Linked DNA regions of Homo sapiens: region 2 is linked to region 1. A link is a loop called in an ENCODE intact Hi-C map of the cell type or tissue named here. Cell type or tissue: K562. All regions are shown on one strand. Each heading gives the region's core, and the rest is flanking DNA. Links, peaks and the distances in the headings are about the cores only.

The links. A loop is a pair of places that touch in the nucleus more often than their neighbours do. Peaks named below come from ENCODE experiments on the same cell type or tissue, not always from the same donor. Only the 100,000 strongest peaks of a DNase experiment are listed, where the experiment ranks them.
Region 2: a loop joins it to region 1, with 2.5 times the contacts of the local background. A loop is called at or near these places in 5 of 110 quality-filtered maps.

The regions. Positions count from the first base shown.
Region 1 is chr2:9,653,946-9,662,270 of GRCh38, reverse strand. All of the region lies in intron 3 of LOC105373418 (a long non-coding RNA gene), which reads right to left. LOC105373419 (a long non-coding RNA gene) reads right to left here and starts at 1,794. Exons shown (of 2, transcript XR_922779.2): 1 at 1,434-1,794; 2 at 988-1,265. RefSeq lists enhancers at 4,024-4,584, 5,313-5,482, 5,440-5,941, 5,993-6,092, 6,723-6,962 and 1 more. In K562, for the core only: a CTCF peak has its summit at 4,291; DNase peaks (open chromatin) are centred at 5,740 and 6,601; H3K27me3 peaks cover 1,388 bases.
Region 2 is chr2:9,761,416-9,769,740 of GRCh38, reverse strand. All of the region lies in intron 2 of LOC100996549 (a long non-coding RNA gene), which reads left to right. Among named protein-coding and RNA genes, the nearest start is that of TAF1B, 78 kb to the left of the region's middle. RefSeq lists a silencer at 256-365 and enhancers at 3,418-3,968, 5,787-6,081. In K562, for the core only: CTCF peaks have their summits at 1,099 and 3,999 (motif pointing right); DNase peaks (open chromatin) are centred at 110, 1,090, 3,997 and 5,890.

The DNA of each region.
Region 1 (8,325 bases), core at 291-8,290:
TACACCATGTGTTTTCTAAGTTCAAAGCAGAGGCTCTGTCCCACCTACCACTGTGGCCACCACGGTGCTCTGTCATAATGGAACCTCAACAGACCTGTCAGGACATCATGTCCAAGATCAATAATCAATAGCATGACAGCATCAGTATTCATCTTGGCCTTTGTCAGCCTCCAAGGTTTCCCGCCTCATCCCACAGCTGCCTCCACCTATTAATAAGGTCTCTCCTCCCTCAGCCCATTTCCTACACAGAAGTGGAAATCCCAGGTAGGCACACTGGCTCACACTTGGCAATCCCAGCACTTTGGGAGGCCGAGGCAGGAGGATCACTTAAATTCAGGAGTTCAAGACCAGTCTGGGCAACATAGTGAGACCCTGTCTCTATAAAAAATAAAAATAAAAAAGTATCCAAGTGCAGTGGTGCATACCTGTAGTCCTAACTACTCGGGAGGCCAAGGCAGGAGGATCGCTTGAGGCCAGGAGGTCAAGGCTGCAGTAAGCCATGTTTGTGCCACTGCACTCCAGCCTGGGCAACAGAGTGAGGCCTTGTCTCTGGGGGGAAACCCTAGAGGCCCACCACAGTCCCAGCCCCTTCCAGGCAGGCCTGAAAGGAACGGCAACCACAGAGCCACGGATGGTTCCAGAGGGCTGCAGCAGCGGAACAGCAAGCCCCACTGCCCTGTGTTCCGAATTGGTCACAGCCGTGTCCGTTCGTGTTGTGGCCCTGGCCAAGGCTGTGGTCATTGCCCAGTTCTCAGCTCCTGTTTATTTCCCACGCCTGTCTCTGCAGCCCTCTGGCAAGTCTAAGGGCTACCCAATATACTGTCAATAAATCTCTTTTCTATGTCAACTAGCCTGAGTCTGTTTCTGTTTCTGTTGTTTGCAGAGACAACAGAAACAGACTAGTTCAATCCTCATTTTCTATTCCTATCAAAGTCTGTCCAAGAGAGAACTGAAAATCTATTTCCACTGAGGCAGAAAAGTACTCTCTCTCATTCATACAAAGCTTTACTACATACAATATTCTTTTTTCATTATGCATGCTGTCTTTTGATTTGTCAAGTCGAAGCATTATAACTTACCTATATGTATTATGTTCAACTAAAAGATAAGAAAAATAGGGCCCAGAGTGGCTCAGTGAATGATCCAGGGTCACACAGTAAATCATCGAGTCTTCTAATTCGAAATTCCGAGCTATCTTCACTTATCAGGCTACCTCCCACTTCAACAGGCTCGATTTCAGGCATTGCAGGATGGCAGGAAACTAACTGGGGGTAGGGAGAGGGAATACAGAATGGGGGAGGCTTCTCAGATGGAGAAATTAGAAGGAGTAGGCATATAGAACAAGCAGTGATTTCTGCCAGTTGAGGGGGAAAGAAGTCTTGGAGACACATTCACATGCATACACTCACACACTCACACTCACACACACTCACCCGGCTTACACGCCCTCTCTGCTTTTCCATTACGATGTGCTAAGCCTCCCATGAATTGGTGAGCAGCCACCCAGTCCGGCAAAGCACACCTTTGATGAGCTTCTATTTCTGTGACACTAAGTATTCCATCCTGTGGACTTGAAAACCTAACACCCTCAGTTGAAATGACTCACACATTGAGACCCTGGTGAGGTAGAGGGAACGAGTTTGGTATGAGGGCAGCCAGACCCCCGCCTCCTGCTGCTGAACGACCCTCGCGCTACCTGCAGGCGGGAATTCAACCAGCTTTGGAAAGGTTCAGACATAAATGCAGGGAGCAGCCCCGAACAGGTGACAAAGAAACGTGAGAGGTAGGCCCCTGACTGTGTGAGGCAGACCCCTAGCATTGTAAGGCTGAAATCACAGAAGACGAGTAGAGGCCCCTCCCACAGATCCACTGCCACTGACGGAATAGCGGGCTCCGCCGGGCCCACGCAACACAGTGGGAAGCACACAGCAGTGCCGGAGACGCCAACGTGCCAAAACGAGAAAGCGAGGAAGCTGCATCCAGCTGAGCTCTGGAGCTAACCATGATTTATTAGACACAGGAAGGTGTCTTAGCTTGGGTTCCATCGAGAGAAGAGCCTGGGACCGGGATTTGGGAGCAGGTCATTTATTTGGGAGATGGTCTCAGGAAGGAGTGTGGGAGGGTGAAAACCCAGAAGAAAAGACAATGAGTGTGTGTTACTGACAAAGGGTGGGCACCCTGTTTTAATACATGAATGATGAAGATTAAGTATAATGTATGGTAATAAATAATAATAATAATAAAGGCCCACAAAGGATGGTTACTATTGTGGGTAATAGAGGCTCAGTCTTGCTGGGGATCCTCTGAAGAACCATGCAGAATGTACCTCAGAGTTATCCGACCAGAGGATGGGGAAGTTGGAGAATGTAGGTACCACTGGGTTTTTTGTTTGTGTGTGTGTGTGTGTGTGTTTTTGAGATGGAGTCTCGCTCTGTTGCCCAGGCTGGAGTGCAGTGGCACCATCTCTGCTCATTGCAACCTCCACCTCCTGGGTTCAAACGATTCTCCTGCCTCAGCCTCCCAAGTAGCTGGGATTACAAGGATGTGCCACCACGCCTGGCTAAATTTTGTATTTTTAGTAGAGACAGGGTTTCACCATGTTGGCCAGGCTGGTCTCAAACTCCTGGCCTCAAGTGATCTACCCACCTTGGCCTCTCAAAGTGCTGGGATTACAGGTGTGAGCCACCATGCTCAGCCCCATTGGATTTTTCTTTTTGTTTTTTTTTGTTCTTTGTTTTGTTTTGAGACAGAGTCTCACTCTGTGGCCCAGGCTGGAATGCAGTGGTGCAATCACCGCTCATTGCAGCCTCAACTTCCTGGGCTCAAAGGATCCTCCTGCCTCAGCCTCCTGAGTAGCTGGGACTACCGGCACATGCCACCATGCCCAGCTAATTTTTAATTTTTTTTGTAAAGGCAAGGTCTTATTATGTTGCCCAGGCTGGTCTGGAACTCTTGAGTTCAAGTGATCCTCCCACCTCGGCCTCCTAAAGTCTGGGATTACAGGCATGAGCCGCTGTGCCCAGCCATTTCATTGGTTAATGGTTGTCCTGGGAGCGTTAGTCCTTCCCCCATTACCTCCCTCTCCCGACGAACACACACGATGTTCAGGAGAAAACCATGAGTCAGTGAAGCAGAATAACAGCTGCAGTGCTTAACGTGGGGCCACAATTTCCAGAATGTAAGCAATGCTGAAACCAGGCATGCCCAGGCAGTGTGGCATGCAAACCTCTGCTACCCCGGGATGGAGGAGTGTGCTCAATGTCACCGTGGGGATGCCATCAGCCAAATCCAAACAACTGTGGAAAATGTCTGCAGGACTCATGGCCTGGTTTCTTCCACAATTAAATGGCATTTAAAAAAACAAAAACAAAAAAAAGAAGGGGAACAGACATAAGAAACATACCCATCCAACACCACACTTACTCTTTTAAGGATCCTAATTTGAACAAACCAACAGTAAAAAGACTGTTTTGAGACAACTGAGGAAAACGGAATGTGGCCTACATGTGGGATAATATTAAGAAACTTATTGGCTGGGCGCAGTGGCTCATGCCTGTAATCTCAGCACTTTGAGAGGCCAAGATGGGAAGATCACTGGAGCCCAGGAGTTTGAGAACAGCTTGGACAACGTAGGGAGACCCTGTCTCTACAAAAAATTTAAAAATTAGCTGGGCGTGGTGGCATGTGCCTGTGGTCCCAGCTACTCAGAAGACTGAGGTGGGAGGATTGCTTAAGCCCAGGAGGTCGAGGTTGCAGCGAGCTGTGATGCTCCAGCCTAGGCGACAGAGCAAGACGCCATTTCCCCCCACCCACCCCCCTCAAAAAAGAAAAAGAAATATATTCTGTTAGGTCTGAGAATGGCATGTAGTTGAGTTTGTTTTTTTGAAGTCCTTTCCTATTAGAAATCTATACTGAAATCTTGATGGATGAAATTACATGATGACTGAGATTTGCTTTAAAAGACTCTAGCAAAAAAAAAAATGTTGGTGCGAGTGTAGATGAACTAAAAATAGCAAAATGATGATCATTGTTGAAGCTGGGTGGTAGGTATAATATGGTAGTATGCAATTTTCTCTACTTTTATGAGAAATGTCTATAAACAAGGTTACATTTGGGAAAAAAAAGGAAAGCAATAATAGGCTCCAGGAGGCATCATCTATCCACTGCTCGTTTACTGAGTAGCTTTTTTGCGTGTTCAAAGATGAGTGAGACAATCTCTACCCTCTGTGAGCAGAAGGTGGAGGGACAAAGAGGAGTTAAGTCCTCAAGCCTTGCGTGCAGTTAAGAAACAATACCACACCACCCCTGGAGGCCACCTCGCAGCAGTGATTAACCAACTTCCATGGCAGTAACATTGACAGTGAGTGCTGGATGGAGTCTGCACTGGAGAAGAGAGAAAAGGTGTGGGGCTTCACACCTTCCCCCATTCTGGAGCCTACAGCTTAATCGCCTGTATTAAAACCTTCCTTCTAAACCCTCATTTTTATAAAATCCAATTTGATTTCTGATTCTTAACATTCCTGTACGTTCAGTCAGCTAATACACTTAAATACTGTTATTAGTGTTTTGAGAACTCCTAGAAGAAGCAGAATTGGGTGGTTAGGGGTTGAACAGAGAGGCAGGAGAGAAGTAGAAACTTTGTTTTGGGAAGGCTGGAAGTGGGAAAGTTAGGTCAGAATTCCACAGGGCCTTGGCATCGGGCTCATGCCTAACAGGAAGGAGGAAGCAAGCTCTCAAGATGGGGTTAGGGTCCCATTAGTTTCTGCAAAGCTTTGCACAGAGTCATGTGGTACCCCCGGCCTGGGGCCAAGGGCACTGAGCAGGTTCTCCTGCAAGTGCCGTTCGAGCCAAAGTGATCAGGAAGAGCTTCTTCCATCAAGGACACCCAGGCAACTCTGTCTCTGATCCCCAGACTGAAAGGGGGGGAGTCATCACAGTTCAACTTAGTTAAACATTTTTGAACTTGACTGTGTGTCAGGCCACACACTGGCCCTGGAGCTACGGAGACCAAGTAGGCACTTTCTCTTTGTCAAGGTTCTTTGATTGTAAACAACAGAAGCGACCTCCGGATGTGAGAGAACTCACAGTCCTAATGGAAAAGCTGAAGAACCAAGCTTCAGAGAGGACAGACACCAGAGGAGCTCTGGGGACTTAGGGGACAGAAGCCATAGCATAGGCTCCAGTCATGTTCAGCCTTTTTGTCACCCCACTCAAATCCAGATACCGGGGAAGAGACTTCTAGAGGGACCATCAGAAGCATGCTTGGTGGCAGATGTGCTACCCCTCAATAAGAAAGGTGTTTTGTTTATTTGGTTTTTGTTTTGAGATGGAGTCTTGCTCTGTCTTCTAGGCTCACTGCAACCTCTGCCTCCCAGGCTCAAGTGATTTTCGTGCCTCAGCACCCCAAGTAGCTGGGACTACAGGCGTGCACCACCACACGCAGCTAATTTTTGTATTTTTAGCAGAGATGGGGTTTCGCCATGTTGGCCAGGATGGTCTCAAACTCCCGACCTCAAGTCTATCCGCCGATCTCGACCTCCTGAAGTGCTGGGATTACAGGCGTGAGCCACCGTGCGCAGCCAATAAGAAAGTTTTTAAAAAGGGAAGTCATTATCCACTCCTCTCAGTCAGATGCATTGGCTTCTGGCTGTCTGGGTTGTCTAGAAGCAGATTCCGTGCAGGCTGAGCACAGCAGGGAAAGGGCTCCGTTAGATGGGGGTTGAGTCTTTGTTTCACACTGACTCATCCCTGCATCCTGAGGCTGTTGACTGTGTAGACTCAGCCCTGGCATAGGTGAACTGGGGTCAGGCCTGTGGTTCTCACTTGTAAATCTGAGATAATCTATAAATGGTTTTCTCTCTGGTTTTCTTTCCCAGTAGAAGCGGTTCTTTTGTTTTGTTTCTTGTTCTTTGTTTTGTTTTTTTTGTTTTTTTTTGGAGACAGAGTCTCACACTGTCACCCAGGCTGGAGTGCAATGGTGCAATCTCGGCCCACTGCAACCTCCGCCTCCGGGTTCAAGCGATTCTCCTGCCTCAGCCTCCTGAGTAGATGGGACTATAAGCGCACGCCACCACGACCAGCTAATTTTTTATATTTTTAGCAGAGACAGTATTTCACTATGTTGGCCAGGCTGGTCTCGAACTCCTGACTTCATGATCTGCCCACCTCAGCCTCCTAAAGTGCTGGGATTACAGGCATGAGCCACCACACCCAGCCTAGTAGAAGCAGTTCTTACAGAAAAGTTTCTATTTGCAAGAGAGGTGACTCAAAACTTGATAATTGATTTTGTTTTGCTGTAAATGTCTTTAAACATTTTTAAAAACCCTCTAGAACTTTGGAGGGGGAGGCTTCCCTGCCTGGGGCTGCAGACTGTGGTGGGGGCTGCCAGTCACATCAGTGGGGGCTGGGCACACCCAGGACCCTCCAAGGGCTCATTTCTTACCCCAGGGTCAGGGTAAGCATCTTTGGTGACCACAGTCAAGGTGGGCTGGAGCCATAGGTTCTATTTTATTCTGAAACATGCCTGTGAAGTGCACCCGGCCTGGGGAGTTGGAATTACTCATGCCCAGTCAGTCAGCTACTGAAGATAAAAATCAGAACAAAAACTAAAGATGCTTGGGGTTGTGGCGTGGTTGAATAGCTAAGTCACACTTCATCTTCTTCCACTCTCAGCTCAAAGATCGAAGGAAGACCAGAGTCTGACAGTCATCGAGTCTGACGCACTCCCACTGCAGCAAAAGTTTGAATTCCCCTCTCCAGCATTCTGGCCACCGAGTGGTCCCTGCTGTCCTTGAGGGTCTTTGGTGACAAGGAACTCACCTTCCAGGGAAGCCTCTTCCACCCTGGGACAATTCAGATTATGAAAGGACACTCAGATACAGAGCTGAAACTCTCTACCTAATTGTTCCTTTTGGGTTTCACAGAAAAAAAGAAAAAAAAATTTTTTTTTGAGACAGGGTCTGGCTCTGTCACCCAGGCTGGAGTGCAGTGGCATGCTGTCAGCTCACTGCAACCTCCGCCTCTCTGGCTCAAGCAATTCTCGGGCCTCAGCCTCCCAAGCTGGGACTACAGGCACACCCCACCCCACCCAGCTGATTTGTTGTATTTTCAGTAGAGATGGGGTTTCGCCATGTTGGCCAGCCTGGTCTCGAACTCCTGGCCTCAAGTTGATCTGCCCACCTCAGCCTCCCAAAGTTCTGGGATTACAGTTGTGAGCCACCATGCCTGGCTGGGAAAAAATTTTTTTTGTTCTTCTTTCAATGGACAGTTCTTCGAATATCTGATAACAGTTTTCAGAGTCTCCTCCAAGCTATAGCCTCAGTCCTTCAGGTAACCCCTGTGACGTGTCTCGAACCTCCCCAGCAGCCCTAGTGGCTCCCTCTGCATGCAGTCCAGGCTGTCCCCATCTCTCTTAAAGCCTGTGAGCACAAAAGTCCAGTTTTCCGGGTAAGCAGCCTGTGGCTGCTAATACTGCATGGTGCTTGGCATCACGTAGGCAGCCATAGCACTGTGGAAGAAAGGAGAGAAGTGGAGTAGAGAAGACAGGAGGGAGAGTGGGAAAGAAAGGGAAGATGAAAGAAAAGGAAGGAGGGAGGGTAGATGGCTTTCAGCCAACATCTGCATGTCACTTCTAGCAGAGTTGCTGCTGTTGCCGTCTCCCCTGCCTGGGCTGGGCTGGACTGGGCTGTCCCAGACCCTGTCCCCAGATGCCCCCACAAACTTGCTGCTATTCAAAAGGCTGGCTCTCATGGAGTCCTCAGCATACCTGCTCCTGCTCCTTCTCCTGGAGAACTGGGCCCTGGAGAGAGCACAGCACACAGAGGCAGCTAGGAAAGCTGACAGCCTCCCCGCCCCATTCAGCACCGTACCCCAGTACTTAGAGCTGGGGCCCCAGGAGGGATGCAGAGGTCCAAGTTTGGGCTCCAGAAGCTGCTGGCCCAAGGCAGTCAGTGGCTGCTCTGGTTCCAGTTGTGTACACACTTCAGAACTCACCCCCAAGCTTCCACAGCACTTTCTAGGGCCAAGAGAAAACAGACAGGAAGATGTAGTGGAATGATGACCAGGTGCATTTTCACTAACAGGACACTTTCGTACTCATGATCTCATTCAGTCTCACTGGGACCTTTATCTTCTCATTTCACGTATATATAAGCAAAGGATCAGAGAGGCTTGCCCAAGGTTAATCTCAGTATCATTCAGAGAACTATAGTTCTATAGAGTCACACACACACAACGCAATCTCTATCTCACATCATTCTCTCCTCTCCCCAGTCCTAGTACATAGATGTTGTTCTTACTTTCAGAGATAGAAACTGACGACCAGAG
Region 2 (8,325 bases), core at 8-8,007, 110 kb before region 1:
AGAGCCCCCCCGCTCCCATCCTGGAGCCTCCAGCACTGCCCAGTCCCTCCTGAGATCTGTGGATCTGCGGGCTCAGCAGCCGCCCACACGGAGCTCGCCTGCAGTGCTGCCTCTCTGGCTGTCATCTCCATGGCAACGCCCACCACCCCCGCTCAGGGCCACTGTGCTCTGCGCACCTGAGCCTGACCTTCCTTTCCAGCTGCCCATTTGAGTGCGGGGGGGACACCCACGCACCTGCTCAGGCCAAGACTCAGAGCCCACTCACATGCCTGCCCCCACCCACAGGTCAGAGTGGCAGCATGTGGGCATACACAGGTGTGTGTGGGGGGGGGCATGGGTGTTAAACACACCAACACCTCATTCGAGTCCTTGAGCTTCTGTGAGAGTCTCTGGCACCTGGGGGCCGCCAGCGATGACTAAATGTGTGTGGTATCTGTGTCCCCGGTATGGGTTTGCTTTTGTCAGTGTGCCTGTGCCTCTTGGGGCCTGTGGTGCTTCCTGAGTGTCTGTCTGTATCCCTGGCAGAGTGGCGGAGGCACGGGGGCACCTCCCTGTGTTTGTCAGAGAGGCGGGATGGCAGCCCCTTTTTTTCCACTTCCCCAACGACAGGAACATGACCTGGCTTTGGCCCACTTTCTAGGGACATCCAGGCCCAGCAGTGGCTGAAGGAGACGACTTGGGAGCCATCTTTGCTGGGCTCTCCTCAGGGCAAACAGCTCACCAAGGGCACAATGAGCTTTGGCCCTGGGATCCACGGCATTTTCTCCCAAGGCGCTACCCTGATTCCATTTTCCTAATCAACGAAGGGGAGCCACAGAGGGCCACGGGCAGCACTACAGGGTGCAAGAAGCGTCGTCTCATTCTGTTAACAGCTGGCCGTGCCCCCTTGCACGGGACACAGCTTCCCTGCCTGGTAATGATTCCTTATGAACTCCAGTTCCGACTGTCCAGAAGTCCATCAAATGGTGATTGGCTAAATACTCAGTTCTTTTGACACGAGCCGCCTCCTCTCATCCTCATAATGGCCTCAGCCTCGTGGGCTGTCTCATTCTCCCCAGCTGAGAAGGAGGGAGCCGAAGTGCTGAGGAGTGAGGCCGCAGGGGACGCTGTGGAGACAGGATTCAGCTCCCAAGCCTTTGCTCTTCTCCTGCCTGCTCCCTCCAGCGCTCTGCTCACCTGCCTCTCGGGCCAGATTGGGCCCTCTGTGCTGGCTGCTGCCGCCCAGCCAAACCCCTCCCAATCGCCCTCAGCCACCAAGGCCAGGTGTTGGGGCAGGGAGGGGTGAGCAGTGGCGAAGGGCACCAGCTGCTGTGCTGGGAGGCCCCTGCTTGCCCTTTGCTACCGACAGGGCTTGAGATCAAGGGGAAAGTATCAGAAGGGAAAGGCAAAAGGCAGGCAAAGCTGTCCGGCTCCTCCTGGCTGGTGGGGAATGATGCATTGAGTTCTGAGATCAAGGGCTTCATTAGGGATCAGGCCAGGCATGTAGGACAACATAAGACCAAGGTCCTCAGAGTTGGATTCAAGGAGGTGGGAAAGAGAAGGAGGGGAGCCCCGGCTGACAGGTACAGGGACTGGGGTTCAGAGGCCGGCTCTCCTGTTCCACGAGGAGCACAAGGTGTGTGTATTCACGCATGCGTTCACACAAAAAGGGGAACTCGTCAAGTCCAACTCACTCACAGATACCCTCTGCAATGTCAGAACAATAACCGAGGCACGACCTTGCGTCGAGAGCTCAGGGTGGGAGGGACCGATCCTTCCCTAGGGGATGGGGGAGCCACAGACCAGGGAGGTCAGAAGAGGAGGGAGCACGCGAGCTACTTGTGGACGTGGTGGGGGACCTGGAGGGTCCACACACCGGGGCAGAGAGCTCCAGGCTGAAGGACGGCACAAGCAGAGGCAGGGGGCTGACAGAGCTGAGGCAGGTGGGTGAGAGGGGACCTGGCTCTGAAGCACAAGCAGAGCTTCTCAGATCTCGGGGACCTTCCTGACTCAGCAGAGTTGGGGGGCCTGAGCCTCTGCATTTCTAACAGGCTCTCAGGTGATGCTGATGTGCTGGTTTAGGGACCACACTTTGAGCTGCAAGGGTGTGGGCTGAGATGTCAGACTGTCTGGGTTTGAATTTGGATCTGTCCCCTGTTGTCTGTGCTAGTGGGCAAGTGATGACCTCCTCCTCCTGCCTGAGTTCCCTCACTTATAATATGCAGATAATCATAATAATAATGCTTACTTCAAGGGGGTGATTGTGGGGACGAAGAGGCAAATACAGTTGACTTTTGAACAACAGCGGGGATTAGGGGACACTGGCCCCCACCCCCATGGAGTTGAATATCCATGTGAAGGCTGGCGCAGTGGTTCACACCTGTAATCCCAGCACTTTGGGAGGCTGAGGTGAGAGGATCACTTGAGCCCAGGAGTTGAAGACCAGCCTAGGCAACATAGGGAGACCCTGTCTCTACAAACAGTAGAATAAAAACACTCTGGTATGGTGGCATGCGCCTGTAGTTCCAGCTTCTCAGGAGGTTGAGGTGAGAGAATTGCTTGAGCCCAGAAGGTCGAGGCTGCAGGGGGCCATGATTATGCCACTGCTCTCCAGCCCGGGTGACAGAGGGAGACCCTGTCTCAAAAAAAAAAAAAATCCATATATAACCTTAGACTCCCCCGAAAGTTAACTAATAGCCTACTGTTGACTACAAACCTTACTGATAACATAAACAGTTGATTAATACATACTTTATACAGTATATATAATATATATACACCGTATTCTTACAATACAGTAAGTTAGAGAGGAGAAAATGTTATTAAGAAAATCATCAGGAAGAGAAAACATGCTCACCATTCATTAAGGGGAAGTAGATTCATCTTTGCTGTGTTCATATTGAGTAGGCTGAGGAGGGGGAGGAAGAGGAGGGGTTGGTCTTGCTGTCTCAGGGGTGGCAGAGGCAGAAGAGGTAGAGGAGATGGGAGGGGAGGCAGGGAGGGGAGGCAGGAAGGGCGAGTGTATAGTATAACATTGATGGAGAAAAATCTGTGCATAAGTGGACCCGTATTGTTCAAGGGTCAACTGTGTATGTAAAAACACTCAGATCAGGGCTTGAGAAATGTGTTATTGTTCTAAAACGCTAGGCTGAAGAAGACCTGCTTTTTGGCTGAGGAATGGGTCACTGTTGAGTTTTAAGCAGGGCAGTGATGCAAGCAAAGTCTCCTTTAAAAGAATGTCTGTGGACAGTGTTGGGAACCGAGTGGGAGGTGGGGGACAAGCCTGGGAGGTGTGAACAAGTCAGGGCCCTGCTCCAGGAGCGGGAGGAAGCAACAAGCCTGGGCCACGGGGGCAGGGCTGGTGGAGTACAGACACTGCTGGCTCAGCTCTAACTGGAGTGGGCCCAGGGCTGGCCGGCCGCTCTGCACCCTATAGGGAACCTTCTGGGCTGGGGAGGGAGCCCCCGCCTGCGGGGCTGCTGCTGCGTGGTCACTGTGCTGACATGCCCAGCCTGGGGGCAGGTTTCTGCGGCTTGCTGGGCCCTGCACCATTTCCCAGTCCTCAGCCTCCTGGGCCTGCAGCCTCAGGTCGGCCCAGCTCAACTCTCCTGCCAGGAGCTTCCCCGACTTCCTCAGAAGAGAAGAAATCTTCCTCTGAGGTGCCCTGGTGTGTGAGCGTGTGTGCATGTGGGTGTGTAGAGGCAGGTGTGTGTGTACAGATGTGAGGGTATGTGCACACATAAGCATATGTACATGTGTGAGGGTGTATACGTGTGTGAGGATGTGCACACACGTAACAGTACACACCCTTACACATGCACACACAAGGCCCCCGTGTGCCCCAGCTGCCGGCCCATATTCACTCTTTGAGGAGAGGCTCTGTAGTGTTCAGACTTAATTTCTAGGAAATTACTTCCCTGTCTGCCTGTGGACTTTGAATTGAGAGATTCCAGTTCGCCAGGCAAGCCCAGCATGTGACCCTCTGCAAGGCAACAGCCCCTGTGTCCTTTAGGGGGTGCACTTACTCATATGTCCTCCCGCCCCCTCTAGGTTCCCACCAGAGGTAGGGACAGTCAGGGAGGGCCACATACTCTTGGCAGGCCACTGTGGGCACTGCCCTTCACTCAGAGAAAGCTTCCTTTGCTGCTTCCATTGGGGTGATTTCCTAAATGAGGGACTGCTTGGGAGGAGGAGTTCAAGGCAAACGTTCTACTCCTGGGATTTCTGAAACATCTGTTAGAGGGTCACTTCTCAGTCTACAGAAGATAGGGAAAATGCCACTTCACACCAACCCCAGAACCATGGGCTGGGGTTGGATGTGTCCAACCACCTCTGTTCAGGAGGTTCACCTACCCAACGTGCGGCCACCCAGCCTCTGCTAAAACTCCTGCCTGTTGGCTGCCTCTTCCCAGGAAACCCCATCCACTAGCAGATACCTGCTAGAAAAAAACTTGCCAAAATTTGCATTCAGGCATCTTTCATTTGTTTGTCCTAGTTCTGACCTTGGTTCTCCACACCCTATATGACAAATGTGTCTTTCTGCCAAATCTTCTTCCCTTCTTCTGCCAAAATTTATCTAATTCTTTCAGCCCTTGAGTGTAGAGCCTGATTTTACTGTCCAGGGGACTTCTTCAGGCATCCTACTGTTTGCTGAGGTCACACCAAAACTGTCACCCTCCAAATGTGGTCTTTCCCCCAATTTGGGGCTTGATTCTTCTGCAGCCTGTTGACTCTGTTGAACTTTGAGTCAACTGGAGACCAAGACTGCAGATCTTCTGTCTGCTGGCTTCACTGGGACCTTCTCAGCTGCAATGAACACAGATGCCAGGCTGAGGGATTGTATTCTCATGATATGGACTTTCTGAATAAGGGGGCAGAAATGTGACTGGGCTTCAGGAACAAATGAAGCAGGGTTCTAGTTGCCTCTCTTTTCTCTTGCTTTTCTCTGCACCTTCCTTCTCGCTGAGTCTGTCTCCCAGCCAGCCTCCTCCACTTCGGGGTCACAAGACAAAACACAGCCACAGTGTCTCCGTAGCTGATGTGCTATGCTCAAGCCACCTGGAGACGCCTGGAATCTGTAAGCCCCAATTCCAAAATCATCAGGAAGGTTCTCTGGCCCAGTTCGGGTCTCTTGCCCACCTTGCACCAATGAGCCACCTGCTGTGGTTGTGGCTGCTGAGTAAAACTGGGAGAAACACGCTCATCTGTGCAAACCCAAACAATGGACTCAGAGGACAAAGAACAGCAAAAGTGAGACTTTTAATAGAGGTCTTGCAAGATCGGGTGGCCAGTAGGCAGGCACATCTGGGGCAGCTACAGCAGGTAATTTATCTCCTAGCACACAAGTCCCTCCCCCAGTTCCTCATGGTTGAGTACTGTGGGGTGACAATCTTCCTGGATGTTGCCTAAGTGCCATTATCCCCCTTATAAGGTTATACCCTGTCCTCTTCCCCTCTTAAGTTTCAATTTCCCAATAATAGAACTTTCTTCCCTTTTATGGGCTGACCCCTCTTCTACATTCTGTTTGTTTATCAAGACCTTCCAGGTGCATGAGCTGTGCCATTTGTTACATTCACGGGCTGGCTGCCAGTGCTTAGATTTATCATGCCTTGAAAGTGGACCATTTAAAATGTTTTCTGACAAAACCCTATGCAGACAGGGGTAGGTAAGAAGAAGCTTCCAGGGAAGCATTGCTGGGCAATCTTGAATCTTGATTACTTTGTCCAAACAATGTATTACCCTTTCCAGTTCTGTGTCTTTTGCCAATTTGTTGAGTGGTCTGCATGCTACACCTTCATCTTGGCTATCAGCAAAAATGTTGAATAGAACAGAGTTGAGGAGAGATCTTCTACCCCTCACTTAACATTTCCTACCAGGGGGACATGTGTCTGCTAAGTAAACCATTTGATAATGATTAGTCAGACTACAGAGCCCTGCTTAGCTGGCGATAATACAGCCATAATGACACAGGGCAGTGTGGAAATGACGTGGCACTATGGAAAATGCTTAGCATGTAGCAACGGAAAAAAGTGGCATACAAAATTAAATCATGAATATACAGGGGAAAAAAGAGAGGCTAGAAATATTTTTAAAAGACAGGTAACATGAACTATATTTAGGTAGCACAGCAGGCAGAATTCTGAAAGAGGGCTGCTTATGGGTTTTGGCCAGCCTGGATGAGATAACCTTGACTCCAGCTGGCAGGACGAGCCGCCTGTGCAGAGATCTGTCTCTTACAGCACCTGCAGGGATTCGCTGGGAATAACTGCACGCAAGCCCAGGAGGAGGCATAGGTAGAGTTAACATGGCCATGAATGTGTACAAGGTGCTAGGAATGGAATAGAGTGAGTTTGGTTATTAATTCCTGCAATTCCCTTCCAAAGCACCAAAGGCAAGGCAGCCAGTGTGGTAAAGGGAGTATTTTCCATCCTGTCTGCAGCCCTGTGCTGCTCAGCCAAATCTCGCTGACCCCTTCCCTGGGGTGTTTCATTCTCCTCATGTCCAGGGCCCTAGCGAGCCCACAGGGTCTGTCTGTGTGACTTAGAGAAGGATGCCCCTTCTGGACAGACGCAACACCATGGGCACACAGTGTGGTGAGCGGCAGGCATGCTGGAATCTAGCCCTCGCTCACCTTTCAGCTGGATGTCCTTGCACAGTGGACAACATGCACAACCGTATGTGCTGGCCCTGCCCATGTACCACACGATCTGCTCAGAAAACCTGGAAAATGCCTGATCCTGGCACAAAGCACAGCCCTTTAGTCCCAGTTCTTCGCCAGGTGATTTCCTCCAGGCCTTAGTCTTCCCGGACAAGGCCTTAGGCTTTAACAGTGGGGAAGGCCTTCTGGTGCTGCAGCCCCTGGGCGACTGCTCTCTGGGGTGAGGGCCCAGCCAGCAAGCCCATGACCATAGGACTGAGGACATCCCTTCCCCTGTACCCACCTTAGTCACCTCCCACCCGGCACTAGTGGGTCCTCACCAATTTTATTTGAATTGAGCCTAGTTCATTCTGGAGGTTGAGACTAAACATCCTTATTGAGCAGGTGTCTTGGAGACCCCCGAAGGCCACAGGCTTATTTTTGCCCCAAGAGTGCAGTAAGATCCTAAAATTGAAGTGATCTTTCTTGCCCTCCTAGACTGACTAAAAGTCCTGGTGGAGACAGGCTGAGGAGTCCTGCACTTACGTCTGAATGTTCTGTTAGTTGGGTTTTCACATTCAGAGTACACTGTGGAGATAATCACCTTCTAGCTTTCTGGAAACTTCCTAGGTTTACTCCCTGGTGCATTGCTCCTCCAAGTTATAATTCTAGAAACTCATTCCTTTGCCTTTGGCAATAATAACCCAGATCCCGGGACTCCAAATGGAAAAGAACAGGCTGCATTTCCAGACTTCTGGTGTGGAGGGGGAAGCCAGACAGAATCATTCTGGCTGTGAGCTGCAGCGGTGCTGTCCATGCCAGGCCAAATGCATCAATCCCTAATGATGACTTGAAGCGTTATTAGGATCCAGGTGACCTCGTCATCACAATCCTCTCTGAGCGGTAAAACTGGAAAAAAAAAATAAGGCAGATTGTGCTTGGGACTAGGGAGCCCCTGAGACGAGTTACACCCAGCACTTCCAATGTCTGGGAGCCCCCAGGAAGCACCCTTTGGAGAAAGCGTAAGTCAGTTCCCTAAAAGGAACTAAAGATGTGTTCCATCCCACTGTGCAAACCAAATTAATGCTGCATGCTGAAGGCCTTCCTTGCCAAGATAGAGGTGGATTTCTATTAGTCACTGAGGGCCATTTGCCTGGATGCAAATGGCCTTGCTGAGCTGGTGCGATGTCCAGCTGGGGGTTTTGGGGAGCAGTCAGCCCCGTGCATGTGTATTTAATAGTCATCAGGGCTTTCTCTTTTGGCTTCGAGGCTAAGCTTATTATCCAAGGAACAAATGGAATATGAAGGCTGCCTCAGCACCGCCAGAGCCCATTAGGAGATGTGCTATGAAGCAAAGGCGGCGCGTTGACAGGGCTGCAGAGAAAGAACTTGGAAGCAGAGGCAGGAAAGGGAGGGCGGCTTCCGTCCCAGCATCCCTGAAATGGCTTGCTGTGAGTTCAGCAAGCCACACTGACACCACGCACCTTCCCCGTGCCTGGAGCTCATCTGCAAACAGATTATCTTGCAGACAGAACCTCCAAAGGGCCCTGTCATCCTACAGCACATCGTCATTCTCACTCAGAAGCAGGGGACGTGGGGCCTTTTGTCTAACACTCAACAACATAAACGTCTGTTTTCTGTTTTTCTCCCCTCTACTCTTTAGACAATAAACAAGAACCATCTGACATTTTTCTTAGCTTGTATATTTC